2 separate regions of the Homo sapiens genome follow, and region 1 is linked to region 2. A link is a contact called in ENCODE Hi-C or POLR2A ChIA-PET data. All regions are on one chromosome and are shown on one strand. The core of a region is the stretch at or near the end of the contact, and the rest is flanking DNA. Distances in the headings are between cores, read along the strand shown. Region 1 overlaps LOC105374843 (a long non-coding RNA gene). Region 2 holds the start of ST3GAL5 (ST3 beta-galactoside alpha-2,3-sialyltransferase 5).

What was found. A loop is a pair of places that touch in the nucleus more often than their neighbours do. ChIA-PET counts read pairs that join two places held with the same protein, here RNA polymerase II (POLR2A).
Region 1: a loop to region 2 is called in a map of sigmoid colon, with 2.0 times the contacts of the local background. The contact joins the enhancer-like site here to the promoter of ST3GAL5 in region 2. A Hi-C loop is called at or near these places in 1 of 168 maps with a recorded cell type or tissue (sigmoid colon). POLR2A ChIA-PET finds 5 or more read pairs at or near these places in 7 of 52 experiments (A549, BJ, Caco-2 and 4 more).

The regions. Positions count from the first base shown.
Region 1 is chr2:85,972,925-85,979,780 of GRCh38, reverse strand. LOC105374843 (a long non-coding RNA gene) reads left to right here. Exons shown (of 3, transcript XR_940318.3): 3 at 1-660. Among named protein-coding and RNA genes, the nearest start is that of ST3GAL5-AS1, 87 kb to the right of the region's middle. Within about 2 kb of position 3,465, at least 3 of the 41 ENCODE cell types and tissues checked have a DNase peak (open chromatin) inside an H3K27ac peak, as active enhancers do.
Region 2 is chr2:85,887,076-85,893,663 of GRCh38, reverse strand. It overlaps ST3GAL5 (ST3 beta-galactoside alpha-2,3-sialyltransferase 5), which reads left to right and starts at 4,674. Exons shown (of 7, transcript NM_003896.4): 1 at 4,674-4,840. The coding sequence starts at 4,759. It overlaps ST3GAL5-AS1 (ST3GAL5 antisense RNA 1), which reads right to left and starts at 4,384. Exons shown (of 3, transcript NR_110569.1): 1 at 3,861-4,384; 2 at 2,459-2,488; 3 at 1,412-1,973. RefSeq lists silencers at 4,273-4,892, 4,933-5,052 and enhancers at 5,223-5,302, 4,994-5,494, 5,833-5,962, 5,973-6,092.

The DNA of each region.
Region 1 (6,856 bases), core at 2,216-4,715, 87 kb before region 2:
ATCAGCAATCAGTACTGAAGAGGTTATTGACCCCACCCTAGGGCTGAGGTATGAGGGCAGGAGGGAGAACAGCTACCACTTGAACACCCGAGCTCAGGTGATCCACCCACCTTAGCCTCCCAGGTAGCTGGGACCACAGTCTGGAAAGGGGATGTTAACAGCTTCACTAGGACACTTTTTGAGTCTTGAACTCAGTTTCTCAGATTACATAATTTCACTTCCTCCTAACTTGTTTGAGAGGCACCACTTTCTGAACCTGCATCTGATGCTGACATTGGGAATTATAACCCAAACCACAATTACCCATTCAAATAACATTTGGACAGTTTTCCTCCCATTTACCCAGGAGATATATATTTATAATCTTCAAGTTGCATTTTAAAATGATTTTAAAAAGCCTTATTTACAAAAACATGCAACTCTTTTCATTGTGAGGTCATATCCCTAGGGAGACTTACTAAATCTGTGTTCAAATTTCTTTGCCGATTTTTTCACCACTGTCATCAGGTGACCTTTATAAACATACAAACTAGCATTGACTGAGGTCATTTCAGGTGACGGCATCTCAGACAGCTGTCATTACTTAAAAAGATGAATTAAAAAAAGTGGAGGGAGGAAAGGTGAAAGAGAAATGCAGAAAGAGAAAAAAGAAAATAAAAGAGAGGAAAAGAGAAAGAGGAAAGAATGAGAAAGAGAAGGAAGGAAAGAAGGAAGAGGAAAGAGGGGAAGGAAGGAAAAAAGGAAGGAAGAGGAAATAGGGGAAGGAAGGAAGGGAGGAAAGAAGAAAGGAAGGGAAGAATAGAGGGAGGAAGTGAGGGAGGGAGAGAGGAGACTAAGGTTTCTAATATAAGACTACATGGAATTAGTCTTTTCTGAGGGATAATTTTCAGAAAAATAAACAAACAAAAAACCCTTGGCTCATATTCAGTCATCTCTGGTGCCATCTTTTCAGTCATAGTGTCTAGAACAGTGCCAATGAATGTTTCTGGAATGAATTAACTGATTGCTATTGTCTTCTAGCCCTAACAAAGATTTCTCCATGACCCTTAGATCCTTGGACCCCTGGTCCTAAGAGAAACATCACCCACCTCATGCCCCCATGCCTGGCTTTTGCTTGGCTACTAAGCTCCATCTTGCTTCTTTTTTCTTCCAACATGTGTATTCAGAAGCTCTTGGCTTTTATTAAATGCAACTCTGCTGCTAATACATTACAGAATTTAATCTTGTGCCAGCCACACCCTGGCACTGAACCCAGCTGGGCAGGGGGCCAGATTTGAAGTGAGGTTCTCCCTGCCAGTGATTAAGTTTGGTTAAGAGGTGAGATAGTCACTGCCAGATGCAAAAACTCCAGGAGGCATTTCCAGCTGCATGTAGAACTCTGTAGTTTCTGCCTCTGGTGATGGAGTTTGGGGGTCATCTGAATGGGGAGTGATGAGAGGTAGGAGCTGAAATAGAAAGATGCGGCCGGGCACGGTGGCTCACGCCTGTAATCCCAGCACTTTGGGAGGCCGAGATAGGCGGATCACGAGGTCAGGAGGTTGAGACCAGCCTGACCAACATGGTGAAACCCCGTCTCTACTACAAATACAAAAATTAGCCAGCCATGGTGGTGTGCGCATGTAATCCCAGCTACTCGGGAGGCTGAGGCAGGAGAATCACTTGAACCTAGGAGGCGGAGGTTGCGGTGAGCCAAGATCATGCCACTGCACTCCAGCCTGGGTGACAGAGTGAGACTCCATCTCGGAAAAAAAAGAAAAGAAAAAGAAAGAAAGAAAAAAGAAAGATGCAAATAAAACAGAGGTGAGGACAGCAGCGGGTGAGGAGTGGGTCTTCGATGTTGGTAGAAACTTCTCTAATCTTTTACACCTCTAACTCTATCTCCCTCCTGAAAGCCCTCATCTGGCCTGGAATTGGCTTTGAGGGTTGTACCACTATGCATTTTGATAACACATGATGAGTTTTTAGATCAAAGCACACTAGGGTAGTTGTTGTTGAATACATGCATGGCTAATTCTATAGCCTCCTGTGGGGTCAGGTTACCCCCAAGCCCTGTGCCTCAGCCATGGGACACATGGCGATGGTTGTGGATGGATCCTCATGCACCATTCCCTTAGCTCTTGTGTTCGTAATAGAATCCTTATTTGAGAACCTGGGTCCCTATCAGTACAAGTAAAAGGAAAAGAAGAAACACCCAGAGTGAGATTCTTCAGGTAGCTTTGAGGATGCCCAAGGTGAAACATTAATCAATCAATAACAACATGATGGAGAGGCAGGTGTTCCCTCTTCTGTACCCCCTTTCCTGGAGTGTGGGAACTACTGAGGCTCTCACAATGCAACTCAAGGCTAGGGAGGAGATAGATACCATTTTGTTTTTGTTTTGGTTTTGAGACGGAGTCTCACTCTGTCGCTCAGGCTAGAGAGCAGTGGCATGATCTCGGCTCACGGCAACCTCCGCCTCCCAGGTTCAGGCAATTCTCCTGCCTCAGCCTCCCAAGTAGCTGGGACTACTGGTGCCTGGCCACCATGCCCGGCTAATTTTTGTAGTTTTACAGAATTTTTTTTGTAGAGATAGGATTTCACCATGTTGGTGAGGCTTGTCTCAAACTCCTGACCTCTGGTGATCCACCAACCTCGGCCTCCCAAAGTGCTGGGATTACAGGTGTGAGCCACTGCACCTGGCCTAGACATATACCATTTTTGAATAACAAGGTATAGTAGAAACGCCAGCGGGAAGTTTACTCTTCATAGGTTGAACACGTGATGTTGCAGATGCATTACCTCAATGCTGATCACCACGAGGGCTAATGAAATCCAAAGGAACTTTCTGCCAGCCCACTCGTCACTCCCCCTGCCCACTAACCAGTCATGCAGACAGAAATGGCTAAAAAGGCCCCAACATCCACACCAAAGACTGGGCACAGAGGCTAGTGCTTGAAAAGGACCAAAGGGCAGAGGTGCAGAGAGAGTGGGAAGGAGAGAACCTGGCGGAGCGAGGGTGATCTTTGCTAGTGAAGGTGGCCACACACTTAGTCTTCCAGATGGGTACATGGTCACGGAGACACATTCAACAGGGCAGAAGAGCCACAGCAAACCCTGGCTGTGTGGGTTTTCTATGGAGAGGGCTTGAAGCGAGGCTTCTGGGGGTTCCCTGTGTGACCAAAAGACCAGCTACCAGAAAGGCTGCTTGGCATGGGTCTGGCACTGCCTTCCCTTCCCAACAAGGGTCAAAGGAGGGGCTACTTCAGCCTATGCTGAATGCTTCCTAGGTGCCAGGTGCTCGAACACACATAATCCCCTTGGCAGAGAGAGCCCAGTCACCATCCAAGGTCCCAGGGATTAGACACCGGGCCTGTCTGACTTGGGTCTGTGGTCTTCCTATAACACAGGAAAATGGCAGCAGCTGACAGGCTTCTTGTTTTAAGCACTGGCTGGGGTCCACCTCTCTTCTGAGGCTGCTTCAAGCCCTGCCAAGGTCCTCCCAACAGAGCTCGGTCATGCCAGATATGAATTCGTTTCACACCCCTCTGATCTTTTCCACGCTGCCAAACACACTGCATCCCTCCTTTTCACTTAGGCATTCTGTTGAAGGTGAAAACAACATGTTGGAAGAGGGCTGTGAGAGGAATGAGGGAACACTTATTTTAAAATGAGATTTACCCTGTTCAGCCCTACTCAGTCCTTGGAAATGAACTTCAGCACAGATTAGAGGTCTCTTTTTGGAAAATGGCAAAATTACAGAGACTGGTCCACTCCTATGTCCTCTTACTGGTCCCTTGGAATAGTACTTTTCAAACTTTACTGTGCCTAAGCATCCCCTACAGAGCTTCCTAAAACTCATATTCTTGGGCCCCATCCCCAGAGACTCTGATTCAGTGGGTCTGGGTGGGGCAGAGGCAGAATTGTCAGTTTTGACAAGCTCCCAAATGATGCAGATGCGAATGGTCAGCGAAGTGTGTGTGGAGTGCCCCTGCCTTGTGGATGTCACAAATGAACCTTTTCTAGGCACTGGCTGGATTTGTCTGCCAGTGCTGGAAGAGTGGTGAACTTTCTAGATTGCCCTGAGGGCCCCTGGGAAGTGTGGCTCCCTCGAGTGTTACTAACACCCAGGAACATCAAACGGTCCCCAACTTTCTCTTCCTCCCACTCACTTGGTGGGGAGAGAAGGACAGAAGATTGGAAAGAGAAGAAGGAAGCACTAAAATAAACTTTGCCTACTGGTGATTGTGCTGAGACCATTCCTGCCAAGAGAATGACTAGAAACAATATTTGCGTTTGATCCAGATTTGAAGATTTGAGGTTGGACACGCATATCAGTTTCCTTATTTGTAAAACCCGGATAAAACTACGACCTTGAAGATTCTTGTGAGGAGTAGAGTCACAGCTGGTGAGGGTAGCACCAGAGCCAACATCTGGTTTCTCAGAATCTCAGGTCAGTGCGCTCATGAGCACACCAATGACAGTGGTGCCCACAGAGTGAGCACCCACCAGGTCTAGGCATTGCATAAATGGCTCCACAGATGATGTTCCAGTGAAACCTCACAATACCCTGACAAAAAAGATATTGTTCTTCTCATATTACTCCTGAAGAAACCCAGTATTAGAGATTAAATAACTTGTCCAAGGTCACAGGGCCAGAGGTGGGATCCAGATCTCACTCACACTGTGGCTGTTACCACCTCACAAACCCCAGGGATCCTCCCACCAGTGCCCTCAAAAAACCGTCAGGTTGGCTGCAGCCCAAATAGGGCTGAGAGTGGGGAGAGCTGGGGTGTAGAACCTGCTGTCATGAAGCTATGTGGACTAGGGCAAGCCATTTTCCCTATCTGGACCTCAGTTTCCTCATCTGTAAAATGGTGTCTAAGTGCCCTTCCAATGCTGATATATAAGGACTCCACTACTTTTTCACTAGGGCATTGGTACCAAGTTGAGTTCCGTAAGATTCTCTCATTGCCAGCATGCCATCTCCAGGGTTCCAGCAGTCAGTAAACCAGGTCCCAGGGAACCACTTAGACTCTTGTACCCCTCAGGCTTAAAGAGGAGGGGCCTCTATAGATCATCAACAAAGACAGCTGCAAGTCAGAAAGCAGGAAGGTCCAGGTGAGCTGCTGGCTCAAACTAGGCAAGTACGTGGGGTGGGTCCTGTCATGTCTTTTCCTTGACATTTAAAGAAGGGAATATGAGCACAGTAAGGTATGTACTCTGTACAAAAATGTTTCAACACTATTTCTTCATAGATGACATAGTTAAAGAGACTGGATCCAGCTGCCAGGCTGAGTGCATACAACCATTCAATGTCAACACAACCTTCTTACAAGGCAGAACAAAGATTTTATTTTAATTTAATAGAGAACACCCACCATTAGCATGACATTTACCACTAACACTTTACTTGCTTTATCACATATCTATTGATCTAGCCATTCACTAATCCATCTTATTTTTGATGGATTTCAAAGTAAATTGTGACTTCAGTACATTTCCCCCTAAATATTCAAGTATACAGATCACTAACTAGAATTCAATATTTGATATATTCTCTTTGATGTAAAATTTATATACAATGAAATGCACCAATCTTGCATATGTGTTAGCTGAATTTTGTCAAATGCATCAAACCTGCACAATGCAAACCCCCATGAAGACACAAAGAATTGCCATCACCTCAGAGTGTTCTCTCAAGCCCCTTCCTGTCATAGATTCTTCCCGTTCTTCATTAAAGATTTGTTTTACCCAGGACAGGTTTTTAAATTTAGTTTTATCGAGTTATAGTTTACATACAATGAAATTCACCAATTTTGTTTTTCTGGATGAGTTTTAACAAAGTTGTGATACAGTTGTGCAACCACCACCAGAGCCATGACATAACATATTTCCATCACCCCAAAACTTTCCCTCATGCTCTTCTGCAGCCAATCACCTCTCCCTCACACCTCGCCCCTGGAAACCGCTGATCTGCTCTCTGTCACTGTAATTTCGCCTTCTCTAGAATGTCACATTAATGTTACAATATAGTATGTAACCTTCCACATTTAGCTTCTTTCAGTCAGCCATATGCTTTTCAGACTTACTCATGTTGTTGTATGTATCAATAGTTCATTCTTTTCTTACTGAAAAGTAGCATTCCATTGTGCTTGATGTACATAATTTGCTTATCCATTCACCTGTTGATGAACATTTGGATTATTTTCTGTTTCTGGAACTCAAATCCCAAACGAATACAATATAGAAATGATATGGAGTGAGTCTTGGCTGGAAAGAATTAATCTCTGTAGTAACTCTTGTATGGGGAGTGGGGATAGACATCTAGACCAAGGATCAGCAAACTTATTCAGTAAAGGGCCAGATTACAAATATCTTAGCCTTCGTGGGCCATACAGTCTTTGTCTCAACCACTCAACTCTCCCATGATAGCACAAAAGCAGCTACATATATAAACAACTATATATATATCTAAAGACAATATAGAAACAAGTAAGTGTGGCTGTGTTCCAATGAAACCTTGCTTATGGACACTGAAATCTGAATGCTATATACGTTTCATGTGTCATAAAATGTTATTTGTCTTTTGATTTTTTTTAACCACTTAAAAATATAAAGGCCGAGTGCAATGGTTCATGCCTGGAATTCCAGCACTTTGGAAGAACAAAGTGGGAGGATCACTTGAGCTCAGGAGTTCAAGACCAGCCTGGGTAACATAGCAAAACACTGTCTCTACCCCCTAAAAATAAACAAAAACCAAAAACAAAAATTAACTGGGCATGGTGGTGTGTACCTATAGTCCCAGCTACTCAGGGGGCTGAGGTGGGAGGATCTCTTGAGCATCAGAGGTCAAGGCTACCGTAAGCCTTGATTGTGC
Region 2 (6,588 bases), core at 3,425-5,924:
ATCAGTCACATCAGCATCACCCCTAACAGTTTCAAAGACACTGGGCCCTCAGGGAAGGCACAGCTTCTGTCATGGCATGGGATGAGGGCCATTTGGCAGGCAAAAAGAAACAGGCCGTTTGGAGAGACCTCTTTGAGACCTCAGTAATTTGAACCAATGACTCCCTACATTTTTACTTATTGCAAAAAACAACATTATAACAACATTAAAACAGATTTGTTAAAAAGGAAGAAAGATTACTTGTGATCCCACCACCCTAACACAACTATTTTCTTTTTCCAAGTTCTCTTCCAGTTTTTGGCCACATGATAGATGTTTGCATACGATGTGTTGCCTTTTTAATTTTTTTCACTTAATATTATATCCTAAGTCTTTTCCAGTATTGACATATGATCTTCACGTTGGCCACATTTTTCTCCCTGCAAATATTCCAGCCAATTAGACTGAGGCATAATTAATGATTTCTTAACCTTTGGGGATTCTTGTTCATCCCCTGGAATCTCTGAGGTTGGCTCTTGGCAAAGCTGTAAATGAAAGTAAGTTTGGTTTTGGGGCCCATCTGCATCCCTTGCAAATCTTCTTTCTTCCCTGCTAGCAGTTCTAGCCTAAGAGTTCTATTGCCATATCCCATTCCCCAACCTGTTCTCTAATATTGCGCTGCCAGTCATTGCACTATCAAAAAAAGTAATAATATAGGTTCTAATTTTTCCTCAGTGTAAAAGCAATACATATGCATGTTGACCAATATGGGAAATACAGAAAAGCAAAAATAAAAATAAGAAGTAAAAATCTGCTATAATCTTGCTGCTTACGATCATATGCCGCTGAAGATCCCATTTGCCTGAGCTAGGTACTTTCCTCCTGGACCCTTCTCTGCCTTCCAGCCTCATTTCATCATTGCAACTTGTGTTGCATAAGTAGGTACATAGCGAATCAGTTGGGGCATCTGGGGTTGGCTAGTTGAAACCACAGAGGAACTTACTATCTCATACAGGTGAAATGTACGGAGGCAAGATGGACTTCAGGACTGGTTTGATTTAGTGACTCAAAAATGTCATAAAGGAAATGGTTTCTTTCTAACCGTGGTCTTCTGCTTCCCACAGCATTACTTTCTTCCTAAAATAAGCTCTTCTTGTAGTCCAAGATGTCTGTCTTACCAACAGCTTCTGAGGCTACTTACTGCCTAGTTCTTGTCTAGCAGAACATGAAAGCATCTCTCCCCCAGCATCCAATAAATTCCTGAGACTTCCTCTGATTGGATCAGTGTGGTTCCTGTGGCTACCCATGAACCATTCCTAGTGGCAAGGAGGATGGGGCAATGGGGCTATCTGGGTGGCTGAGACCAGTAAGTCTCAAACTCTGGTCTCAGGATCAATTTACACACCTAGAAATTACTGAGGATCCCAAAGAATCTTTTTGACATGGTCTTTCTCTTGATATTTGCCAAATTAAAAATTAAAACTGAGAAATTTTTAAATATTTAATTTAATTTAAATATTTAAATTTTAAAATATTTATTAAGTCATTAAAATAATAAATCTGGCTGGGCATTGTGGTTCACACCTATAATCCCAGCACTTTGGGAGGCTGAGGAGGGTGGATCACCTGAGGTCCGGAGTTCTTGACCAGCCTGGCCAACATGGTGAAACCCCATCTGTACTAAAAATACAAATATTAGCTGGGCATGGTGGTACGTGCCTGTAATCCCAGCTACTTCTGGAGGCTAAGGCAGGAGAATCACCTGAACCTGGGAGGTGGAGGTTGCAGTGAGCCATGATTGTACCATTGCACTCCAGCCTGGGTGGCAGAGCAAGACTCTGTCTCAAGTAAAAAATAAATAAATAAAATAATAATAATAATAAATCCATTGCATGTTAATATATATTGATAAAAAATAACTTCTTTTTTTTAGACAGAGTTTCGCTCTGTCACCCAGGCTAGAGTGCACTAGCGTGATCTCGGCTCACTGCAACCTCTGCCTCCTGGGTTCAAGCAATTTTCCTGCCTCAGCCTCCTGAGTAGCTGGGATTACAGGCACATGCCACCATGCCCAGCTAATTTTTTGTACTTTTAGCAGAGACAGGGTTTCACCATGTTGTCCAGGCTGGTCTCAAACTCCTGACCTCAAGTAATCTGCCCACCTCGGCTTCCCAAAGTGCTGGGATCACAGGTGCGAGCCACCATGCCCAGCCAAAAAATAACTGGTTTTGGCTGCATGCAGTGGCTCACATCTGTGATCCCAGCACTTTGGGAGGCCCAGGCAGGAGGAACACTTGAGCCTAGGAGTTTGAGGCCAGCCTGGGCAACAGAGGGAGACTGCTGTCTCTACAAAAAATTAGAAATTAGCCTGGCATGGTGTTGGGTACCTGTAGTTCCAGCTACTTGGGAGGCTGAGGTAGGAGGATTGCTTGAGCCCAGGAGGTGGAGGTTGCAGTGAGCCAAGATCGTGCCACTGCACTCCAGCTTGGATGACAGAGTGAATCTGTCTCTAAAAAAGAAAAAAAAAAAAACGCTGCTGTCCTGGATTTGTAAGTAGCCTGAGTGACTCTTTGCTAGTCACTATTCAGAAGCTTCTCTGAGATCAGCCACTGACTTGGAGAGATAACAGTAAGGCTTTGAGATCTAGAGGCTGATCTTAGTCTGCTGTTTGGAGATCTCTGCCTTAATCCAGAATAATAGCTGAGGATGTCTCTGTGGCTGATGAAGAAAAGGAAGTTTGCAGGCCTGCTTGTCTTGCTGCCCAAGTGGGTCAACCTAATGTGAGTGGAGTGAATGAGGTAGTAAGGGCTTAACAGATGTCTTGTGATTCTGGGACAGGAGGCAGCTTCAAGTTCCTTTTCTTCCTCACCCCCACCTTACACCCATCCTTGGAAGCTGGGATACTGCTGACTCTCATGGCAGCCATAACGCTATCAGCGCCTGGCTTTGCCGACAAGGGGAATCTGGAAGAGAAGGGGAAGGACAGGGGAGACAAAGAGAGGTAAAGAGTGTTGCATCAAGCACATGTGTCAGAAGTGTTCAAACCAGAGCGCCTCCATTTTGAGTGAGGGCTAGAAAAATGAGGCTGGGACTTGCTAGGCTGCATTTCCTGAAAGCTAGGCATTCCTAGCCTCTAGGTGTTTATGGTTAAGAGAACAAATTAATAATGCTTACTAAACAGACCCAGACTTGAGAGAGTCCAGATATCCCGATATCTGGAGAACAAAGGCATTCCTAATTTTGCTTTAAAAATAATAATATTGATTATTGCAAAATATAGTAATTAGGGAAAATTAATCCTTTATCACAAACCCTTGTAGCAGAAGACATCTGCCCATATATACAAGCATTACAAGCATTGTACCTTAGTTGGATATGTCCCTCCTCTTATTTTCAGGAATGCCCTGCTGGAGTGCAGTGGCGATCTCGGCTCACTGTAGCCTCTGCCTCCCGGGTTCAAGCGATTCTCCTGCCTCAGCCCCGTGAGTAGCTGAGACAACAGGCTTGCGCCACCACGCCCGGCCAATATTTGTATTTCTAGTAGAGACGGGGTTTTGCCATGTTGGCCAGCTGGTCTTGAACTCCTGACATCAGGTGATCTGTCCGTCTCAGCCTCCCAAAGTGCTGGGATTACGCGTGAGCCACTGTGCCCAGCCACCACTTTACTTTCTTAATAAACTTGCTTTTACTTTGCACTGTGGACTTACTCTGAATTGTTTCTTGCGTGAGATCGAAGAACCCTCTCTTGGGGTCTAGATCGGGACCCCTTTCCTGTAACACATGGGCCTTGGGCTGATCTCCAAGATTAAGAGGGCAAGATACTCAGCTGCAAGGGTCAGCTGTCGCTGACCCCAGCAGCTGCTCTGCCTTGGCCAACTTACCGGATTTAAATCGCCCAGTGACAGCTTTTCCTCCAGTATTTTCAAAATGCTCCCAATATCCTCACGTTAGAACAATCCAGAAATAGTCTTATGGTAAAACTCTTTTGGGAAATGTGAAAGTAGAGTCCTCCCACCTTTTCCTTTGCAACGCTTTTGCCCCAACCTCGATCGCCCAGGCAGCACATTTTTTCCGGCACCCCCACCAAGGGAAGAACAGAGACATCTCCAAACCAGCTGCCCTGCGCCAAGCTGTTACAAAATAGAGCCACAAGTCTCCCGGTTTATGCAAACATATTTGGCTCGGTGTCTAGGATCTTCTTTTTCAAACTCAGAAGGAGATCACAGGCACACGGCCGCGGTGCTGTGTACGCCCCTCTGAAAGGAAGTTCTGCAAGTCGACCGACTTCACTGGCTTCACTGAAGTCCGGTCCGAAACCACCGGAAAGTTGCAGGCGCACAGTATACGTTCAGCTGTGTCCAAGAAATAACCTATCAATCACTGCCTTAAGCTTTGTTTCCTTCCTGAATTTTCTTATTTTCACGAATATTTATGCTTTCACAAACTGTATGTCATTTCCTCTCCAGAACCAAGGGGGGCTCGCCCCAGCCTGGCCCCCGCCCCGGGTGCGTCCCTGCAGGGGGCGCCCTGCTCTGGCAATGCCCACCGCACCGCAGGGCTGACTGGCCGCGCGCCCGGGGGCGGGGGCCGCCGCGGAGGCATCGTGCTCTCCGATTGGCCGTCCGCGTCCTCGTGACGTCAGACCCCGCCCACGCGCCCCTCCTCCGCATCTGAGCGGGGGAGCGGCGGCCCCCAGCTGAATGGGCGCGAGAGCGGCGCTGGGGGCGGGTGGGGGCGCGGGGTACCGGGCTGGCGGCCGGCCGGCGCCCCCTCATTAGTATGCGGACGAAGGCGGCGGGCTGCGCGGAGCGGCGTCCCCTGCAGCCGCGGACCGAGGCAGCGGCGGCACCTGCCGGCCGAGGTACGTGGCGCAGCCCCCTCCTCGGCGTCGCGGGGGCCCGCGGGCTGGGGGCTGCGGCGGCGACTTGTCTCTTCCCGGGCCGGCTGGGCGCGGCGTTTCCGCCTCGAACCCCGCGGGCAGCGCCCAGGGCACGACACCCTCAGGCGAGCCCGGCTGGGGCGCGGGCGGAGGGTCGTGGTCCCGGGCCGTGTGGACCGGGCGGGGGGTCCCACGCAGGTGTGTACGCGGTAGAGGGTGGGGCGGACCGCCGGGTGTCGGGTCCCGCCGCAGTGGCCCTTTCCCCGCCGCTTTCCGCTGCAGCTCGGGATTTAATTCATTGCTGGAAGCTTCGGAGTTAGCAGAGCCGAGTTAACTCGTTTTCCTGGGATGGGCTTAGGGAACCCCCTGCAAGGTTACTAGCAGCTCCTGAAACCTCTCTCTGCATCCATCGGGGAGGCGTGATGTGGGGCCGCTGGTAGAAATTTGCCGGTGACCTTCCCTGCACCCTCTCTGCAGCCAGCCTTGCGGAGAAGACAGGTTTTGGCGACCTTTTGATTTCTTCTGAATTGTAAGCCGTGGCTTGACGCGGGTGTGCATTCATTGTACGCCTTGCGTGTGTAAGTAACGCAGGGTTTTCCGAGAGCATCCCCGAGGAGCCCTGCCCTTGCCTCACACCCGCTTGGTGACCTTGGCAGACACTGATCCCCCTGTGGGGCTCGGGCTCATGGTCTCTCCTGAGAAGCTTACCCTGCCGATGGCCGAGGTCCCTTCCAGGCCCCGGGTTTTTCTAATCATAAAAAAATACGTTTACGAGGGTAGAGGATCCTGCAGAATCTCTAGCTGACTCGGAAGACGAATTTTATATCCTCATGTCTTAAGTCATGCATGCGGCTTTTGCTTAATTAGGCATCGTTCATTTGAAGGGGAAAATGGTTTTATGTGCTGCGCTTCATCTGGCACCAGTGGTTGCCTGCTCCTCGTGGCAGGGCCGTGCTGGGTGTCACAGAGAGGAAGGAGACTCATCTCCTGCCCTCTGGTGTTTAGCTGCCCTCCCCCGGGCTTATGGCTGCTAATCCTTTTCCACGGAAGGATACAGCTGCTGAAACTGTGGAAGAGGAATCCATTTCTGCTGCATGAAGGGGCACAGACTTGAATACAGTCAGGACAGGTTGTGGTTTCACTTGTGTAATCCTGAGAGCTTGACAGCTTCGAGGAGTGTCTAACATTGCTAGTAACAGAGCCTAGAAGCACCTGAATTCCAGCTGTCACTTGGAGAAGGAGAGATTCATACGAACTGCGAGAGCATATAACCAGCATGTCTTGAGTCTTTTACCCATGTGCCTGTTATATGGATGCTGCTGTTTTTGTAAGATGAAATGACCCTTGGATATTCTGGGTTATGATCAGCATTTCTTCGTCTAGGCGAGAAAAGAAACAGGTGAGATAGGAAGGCATGAAGGGGCTCATGGAAGAGAGAGGGCTGACAGGCAGAAATTTTGAGAGCTCACATTTACGACTATTTGGACAGTTCTTATAATTTTGGCATAAATTGTAAATTGTTGCATGTTATCAAAATAGATTGGTGATGAACGTTAAGGATATATCCGTGGCAGAATAAGAACACACTCTTTGTTCTTTGGTTTGCTCCTCTAGTTCTTCCCTGCTTGCCTTGTGGGACTATTTGCAGCAATGAGGGGAATTTATCTAGCAGGTTGGCCTCGGGAGGCAATGAATGAAAAGAGGTTGGTGAGTCCTCTGTGGGAGTCCAT